Linked DNA regions of Homo sapiens: region 2 is linked to region 1. Evidence: read pairs that join two places in POLR2A ChIA-PET (ENCODE). Cell type or tissue: Panc1. All regions are shown on one strand. Links, peaks and the distances in the headings refer to the core of each region. The heading gives the core; the rest is flanking DNA.

Region 1 (2,923 bases), core at 179-2,678:
CACACCCAGGCACACATACATATACACAGATGCTCCTTGATTTACAATAAATCCATCATAAGTTGAAAATATTGTAAGTCAAAAACGCATAAATAGGTTGGGCACGGTGGCTCACACCTGTAATCCCAGCACTTTGGGAGGCCAAGGCTGGCAGATCACCTGAGGTCAGGAATTCGAGACCAGCCTGGCCAACATGGTGAAACCCCATCTCTACTAAAAATACAAAAATTAGCCAGGCGTGGTGACGGGTGCCTGTAATCCCAGCTACTTGGGGGGCTGAGGCAGGAGAATCGCTTGACCCCGGGAGGCGGAGGTTGCAGTGAGTTGAGATCGCGCCACTGCACTGCAGCCTGGGCAACAAAAGGGAGACTCCATCTCAAAACAAACAAAAACAAAAACAAAAAAAACCCCGCATAAATACACCTAACTTACTGAACATCCTAGCTTAGCCTAGCCTAAATTTAACGTGCTCAGAACATTTACTTAGCCTATAGTGGGGCAAAATCATCTAACACAAAGTCTATATTATAATAAAGGGTTGAATATCTGATGTATTTTATTGACTACTAATTATTACATCAAAATTATATACATGTATAAACATGTATACATATATAAACATGTATACCTATGTATATGTATATATGTTGGTAATATGTACTATGGAGAAAAACCAGGGGAAGGAAGTCAGAGAGTATCAGGGGTTGGAGTTGCCTTTTTAAATGGTTGGGGTCAGAGAAGGCCTGGATGAGAAGGTGGCATTTGAATAAAGACTTGAAGGAGGTGAGGAAATAATGGCTAACTGAGAAAGAGTGCTTCAGGAAGAAGGTTCAACAGTGCAAAAGCCCTGAGGTAGGTAGTTGCCTGACATGTTTGAAGAAGGCAAACAAGACAGTGTGGCTGGAGGGAATGAGCAAGGAGGTGAGTGGGAGGGGATGAGATTAGAACTGGGTGGTGGGTGGGGTCATGTGGGGCTTGATAAGCAGTTCCAAAGACATTGGCTTTTACTCCAAGAGAACACCAGAGGCCACTGGGGAGTTCTGAGGAGAGAATCACATTTTAGCAGCAGTATTGTTTTCAAAATACACTGATTAGACTGCAAGTTTGTCCAACCCGCAGCCCGTGGGCTACATGCAGCCCAGGACAGCTTTGAATGCAGCCCAACACAAATTCATAAACTTCCTTAAAACATTATGAGATTTTCTTTGGATTTCTTTTTCTTTCTTTTTTTTTTTTTTTTGCTCATCAGCTAGCGTTAGTATATTTTATAATGTGTGGCCCAAGACAATTCCTCTTCTTCCAATGTGGCTCAGGGAAGCCAAAAGTTTGGGCATTGCTGGATTAGAGCAAGGGTACAATTGACAGATTATTACAATAATCCACGTGAGAGACTAGGTCCAAGACCACAATAAAAACCACCAGTTTTCCAACAAATTCCATTCTCTCTTCCATAGCCGTAAGTGAACCGTTGCTGCTCAACAGGGGACTACATTTCCCAGCCTCCCCTGGGGCAAGGTCGAATCATGTGACTAAGTTCTAACCAATGAAATATAAACAAAAGAGACGTGTGCAACACTGCCTCACTTGCTTGAAAAAAATGGTGGGTCGTGTTCTTTTGCCCCCTGCTCGTTTATACAAAGGCACAGGAATGTGCCTGGATGCAGCTGAATCATGCCGATGAGAACAACTGAAGGAAGCTGCGTCCCTGTGTGAAGGTGTGGAGCAAAGTCTAATATACTCCTAGGCTGTTCACCTCAGGACCATCTCATGAATGAGAAATAAATATCTGTCTTCTGTAATCCACTGTATTTTGGCATTCTTTGTTACAGCAGCTTAACCTTTACCTCAACTAATACACAGAATTTTACGGAAGGTTTAGCAACATCAGAAGTGAATTACAGCACAGTGTAGAATAGGAAACAACCTACAATGTAATACTCATCGCCTCTATCCTTAAAGCTCCTTAACCAAACCCTGCAGGGAATTTTTCAGACAGTCTTTTACTTCTCTGATACATGTATTTCTCCAACTTCCCAGGGCCTGGGGACATCCGCAAAATTTTCTTTCATTTTATTAAGCAAATGAATATTTTGTGAATCTCTATCACAGACAAACTCCAGGAACTTCCTTTGCATTACTCAAAAGATTTGGTGGTGCACCTAACCCAGGTGAACATCTTGACACGAATAATTATTGAAAGTAATGGCAAAAACCTCAATTACATTTGTGCCACCTAATAGCAGAAACTTTGTTATCAACAGTTTTCCTCTCATTTGCTTTACAGTAAGCTTTTCAGCACTTCCTCCTCCCCTAAAAATACTCTCAAGAAGTAGAAGTGGAGAAGGAGGGGAAACATATTTTCCTCTAACCTGACCAAATCTTAGCGTTTGCTCCTGGGGTTTTAGATGATGCTTTCTCCCATTTACTCAGACCCAGATATTTATATGACAGGCACCCCTATATATGCATCCACATGGTTCCTTCTTATAGACACACACTCAGGCACACGCAGACACACAGACAGCTGAGTCATGCTGGAAGGTCCCTAGTTGTCCATTCTGTTCTTTTCTGCCTTCAAACCCCAGCCTTCAACAACACTTCCCAAGACCGCGGCTCTGTGTCCTTTCCACTGGTTGATTCTTTGGGTTTCTCACCAAAATTCACAGTGGGAACGTTATGCTGGCTCATTTCCTCCCTGCTTTTATGGTCTGTCCTATTCATTAGTAACACTATGAAGCGGCTTGTAAAATGCATCAGAAACAAGGTCTCCTCTGGAGGACCTAAGAAGCCAAGCCCAGGTGTGGCACAGTCAGGCTTTGCCCTCATGACAGAAGTGGTCATATTTCTCCCCTGAACAAGATGAGACATCTAATAGGGCTACTTACTCATGGGATAGCTGTGGCCGGCTGAGTGTTCACACCAC
Region 2 (2,923 bases), core at 219-2,718, 870 kb before region 1:
TCTTGATAATGAAGAAAAGGCAACCATTCTCATTTTAATTTGCAAATTGAAAGTTAATTCTCTTTTAAACTTATGTATTTAAAAATCTTCAAGAAACTTTGTACAATACTAAAAAGGAACTGCAGATAAAAACAGCGTGATCTGGGTGCCACACATTACTATCAGTATTGCAAGCTGAAGTATTTCCTGTTACAACGCCCATTGGTTCCCACAGGTGCAAGTGCCTATGGGTGGTGGCAATTCACCCTTCCTTTTGTAAGAGATCCACTAAAGGAGATTTAAGATTGGCACAAGCAATGCTAGGAACTATTCGAACAGAACTACCTTGGGCTAATACCGAGAGACACCCAAACTAGGATGATTGTGAATTGATGATTACCTAATTCAAAAAAGCTGGAGAAAATTTATTTCAATACTTTCATTATTTTTCTAAGATGCGCGATTATTAAGAATGTATGTGGTCAGGCGTGGTGGCTCACACCTGTAATCCCAGCACTTTGGGAGGCCGAGGCAGGCGGATCACCTGAGGTTAGGAGTTCAACACCGGCCTGGCCAACATGGTGAAACCCAGTCTCTACTAAAAATACAAAAATGGCTGGGCGTGGTGGCAGGAGGCCGTAATCTCAGGTACTCGGGAGGCTGAGGCAGGAGAATCACTTGAACCCAGGAGGCGGAGGCTGCAGTGAGCCAAGATTGTACCACTGCACTCCAGCCTGGGCGACAGAGTGAGACTGTCTCAAAAGAAAAAAAAAAAAAAGTATGGCCGGGCACGGTGGCTCACGCCTGTAATTCCAGCACTTTGGGAGGCTGAGGCAGGCGGATCACGAGGTCAGGAGATCGACACCATCCTGGCTAACATGGTGAAACCTCATCTCTACTAAAAATACAAAAAAATTAGCCGGGCATGGTGGTGGGCACCTGTAGTTCCAGCTACTCGGGAGGCTGAGGCAGGAGAATGGCGTGAACCAGGAAGGCGGAGCTTGCAGTGAGCCAAGATCGCGCCACTGGACTCCAGCCCGGGCGACACAGCGAGACTCCGTCTCAAAAAAAAAAAAAAAAAAAAAGTATGTGATTTCATTCAACAAATGCTTACTAATTGGCTTCTATGTGCAGGGCACTATTCTAGGCACTAGGAATACAATAATGAACAAAATAAAGTCCCTGTGGTCATTCATATAATATTTAGTGGACTTTTGAGCATTTCATATATAATGAGGAAACTTCCATAAAGGCAGAGATTAAGAAATTTGTATGGAAATTTGGAAACTCATTTGTAGTTAGTGTAGTTACTAAGAAGCATTGTAATAAGTGGTCACCAATTTAAACCTAAACAGAACTTTTCCAGAAACTGTCACACAAAAGTAGTGTTCTTTATGTTTTAATTGTTTTTAAAAGGCCATGTTGGAGGTAAAGGCATATGTTCCAGCAGGGAAAAGGAAAAACTTCTCACTATGAGTCATCAGTGACTAAGTTATTTTAATTCAGGCTTAAAACACATTTCAAACCCAATTACTTGTATATGCAGAAAACTGATAACAACCCTAAATTAACATCAGAAGCTTGATTTGACCAATTTTCAGGGTCAATATCAGCATCGAAGCAAAACAAGTGAAATTTTTTCTCAAGGGATAATGCCCCCGTACTGAATTTTATTATTATTTTGGTCTTATTAGACTTTAATGCCTAAAAGCCATGTCATCAAGCTTCCACTAGACTTCGTTACAGTGAACAGAGTTTTCTTAGGTTTTAGCCACAATGAGATACAGCCATCGTGGATGTATGGTGTGGTAGTAGGAATGGCTTTCATTTGTATTCAATGAAATAAAAATATAGTAAATTCAAGGCTGCTCCAAGAAAAATGTAAAACCCCGAGAGTAGAATTTGCAGATGAATACTACTCTTCCAAACTATCATTTACTTCCTTAGGATTTTTTTTTCTTTTTTTTTTTTTGAGATGGAGTCTGACTCTGTCACCCAGGCTGGAGTGCAGTGGCACGATCTTGGATCACTGCAACCTCCGCCTCCTGGGTTCAAGCGATTCTCATGCCTCAGCCTCCAGAGTAGCTGGGATTACAGGCATGCACCACCACATCCAGCTAATTTTTGTATTTTTAGTAGAGACGGGGGTTTCACCATGTTGGCCAGGCTGGTCTTGAACTCCTGACCTCAAGTGATCCACCTGCCTCAGCCTCCCAAAGTGGTGGGATTACAGGTGTGAGCCACTACACCTGGCTAGGATTTTATTTCCTTATTATTTTTAAAATTTCAACTTTTATTTTAGATACGGGGGTACATGCACAGGTTTGTTACATGGGAATATTGCACGATGTTGAGGTTTGGGGTATGGATCCCATCACCCAGGTAGTGAGCATAGTCAAACTATTAATAAAAATAATAATAATAAAAAAACATGCTGGTGAGGCTTCAGAGAAAGGGGACTGCTTATACACTGATGGTGCGAATGTAAATTAGTCCAGCCACTGTGGAAAGCAGTCTGGAGACTTCCTTATTTTTAAAATAACGAAACCTTTTTAGCCAACAAATCGGAGGAACTCTCAAAGTCAAATTTCTCTATTTAGTCAGTCAAGAAATATTTATTGTGCAACTACTAACTGCTAGGCACTGTTCTATGAGTTGGAGATACAGCAATTAATAAAACAAAAATCTTTGCTTTCATAGACCCTAAAATTTAGGGGTGTCCAATCTTTTGGCTTCCCTGGGCCATAATGAAAGACGAAGAATTGTCTTGGGCCACACATAAAATACACCAACACTAACAATAGCTGATGGGCTAAAAAAAAAAAAAAAAAAAGGTCCATGCATAAATCTCACATAAATCTCACAATGTTTTAAGAAAGTTTACAAATTTGTGTTGTGCCCCATTCAAAGCCATCCTGGGGTGCATGCAGCCTGCGGGCTATGG

What was found. Peaks named below come from ENCODE experiments on the same cell type or tissue, not always from the same donor. Only the 100,000 strongest peaks of a DNase experiment are listed, where the experiment ranks them.
Region 2: POLR2A ChIA-PET joins it to region 1 with 6 read pairs; 1 of 35 experiments calls an interaction of 5 or more read pairs at or near these places.

What each region holds. Positions count from the first base shown.
Region 1 is chr12:119,228,482-119,231,404 of GRCh38, forward strand. The region is part of intron 2 of LOC105370025 (a long non-coding RNA gene); the gene reads right to left. Among named protein-coding and RNA genes, the nearest start is that of HSPB8-AS1, 46 kb to the left of the region's middle. In Panc1, for the core only: no CTCF peak of the experiment used is centred there; a DNase peak (open chromatin) is centred at 1,515; H3K27me3 peaks cover 213 bases.
Region 2 is chr12:118,359,525-118,362,447 of GRCh38, forward strand. The region is part of intron 1 of TAOK3 (TAO kinase 3); the gene reads right to left. Among named protein-coding and RNA genes, the nearest start is that of TAOK3, 12 kb to the right of the region's middle. In Panc1, for the core only: no CTCF peak of the experiment used is centred there; no DNase peak of the experiment used is centred there; H3K27ac peaks cover 1,179 bases.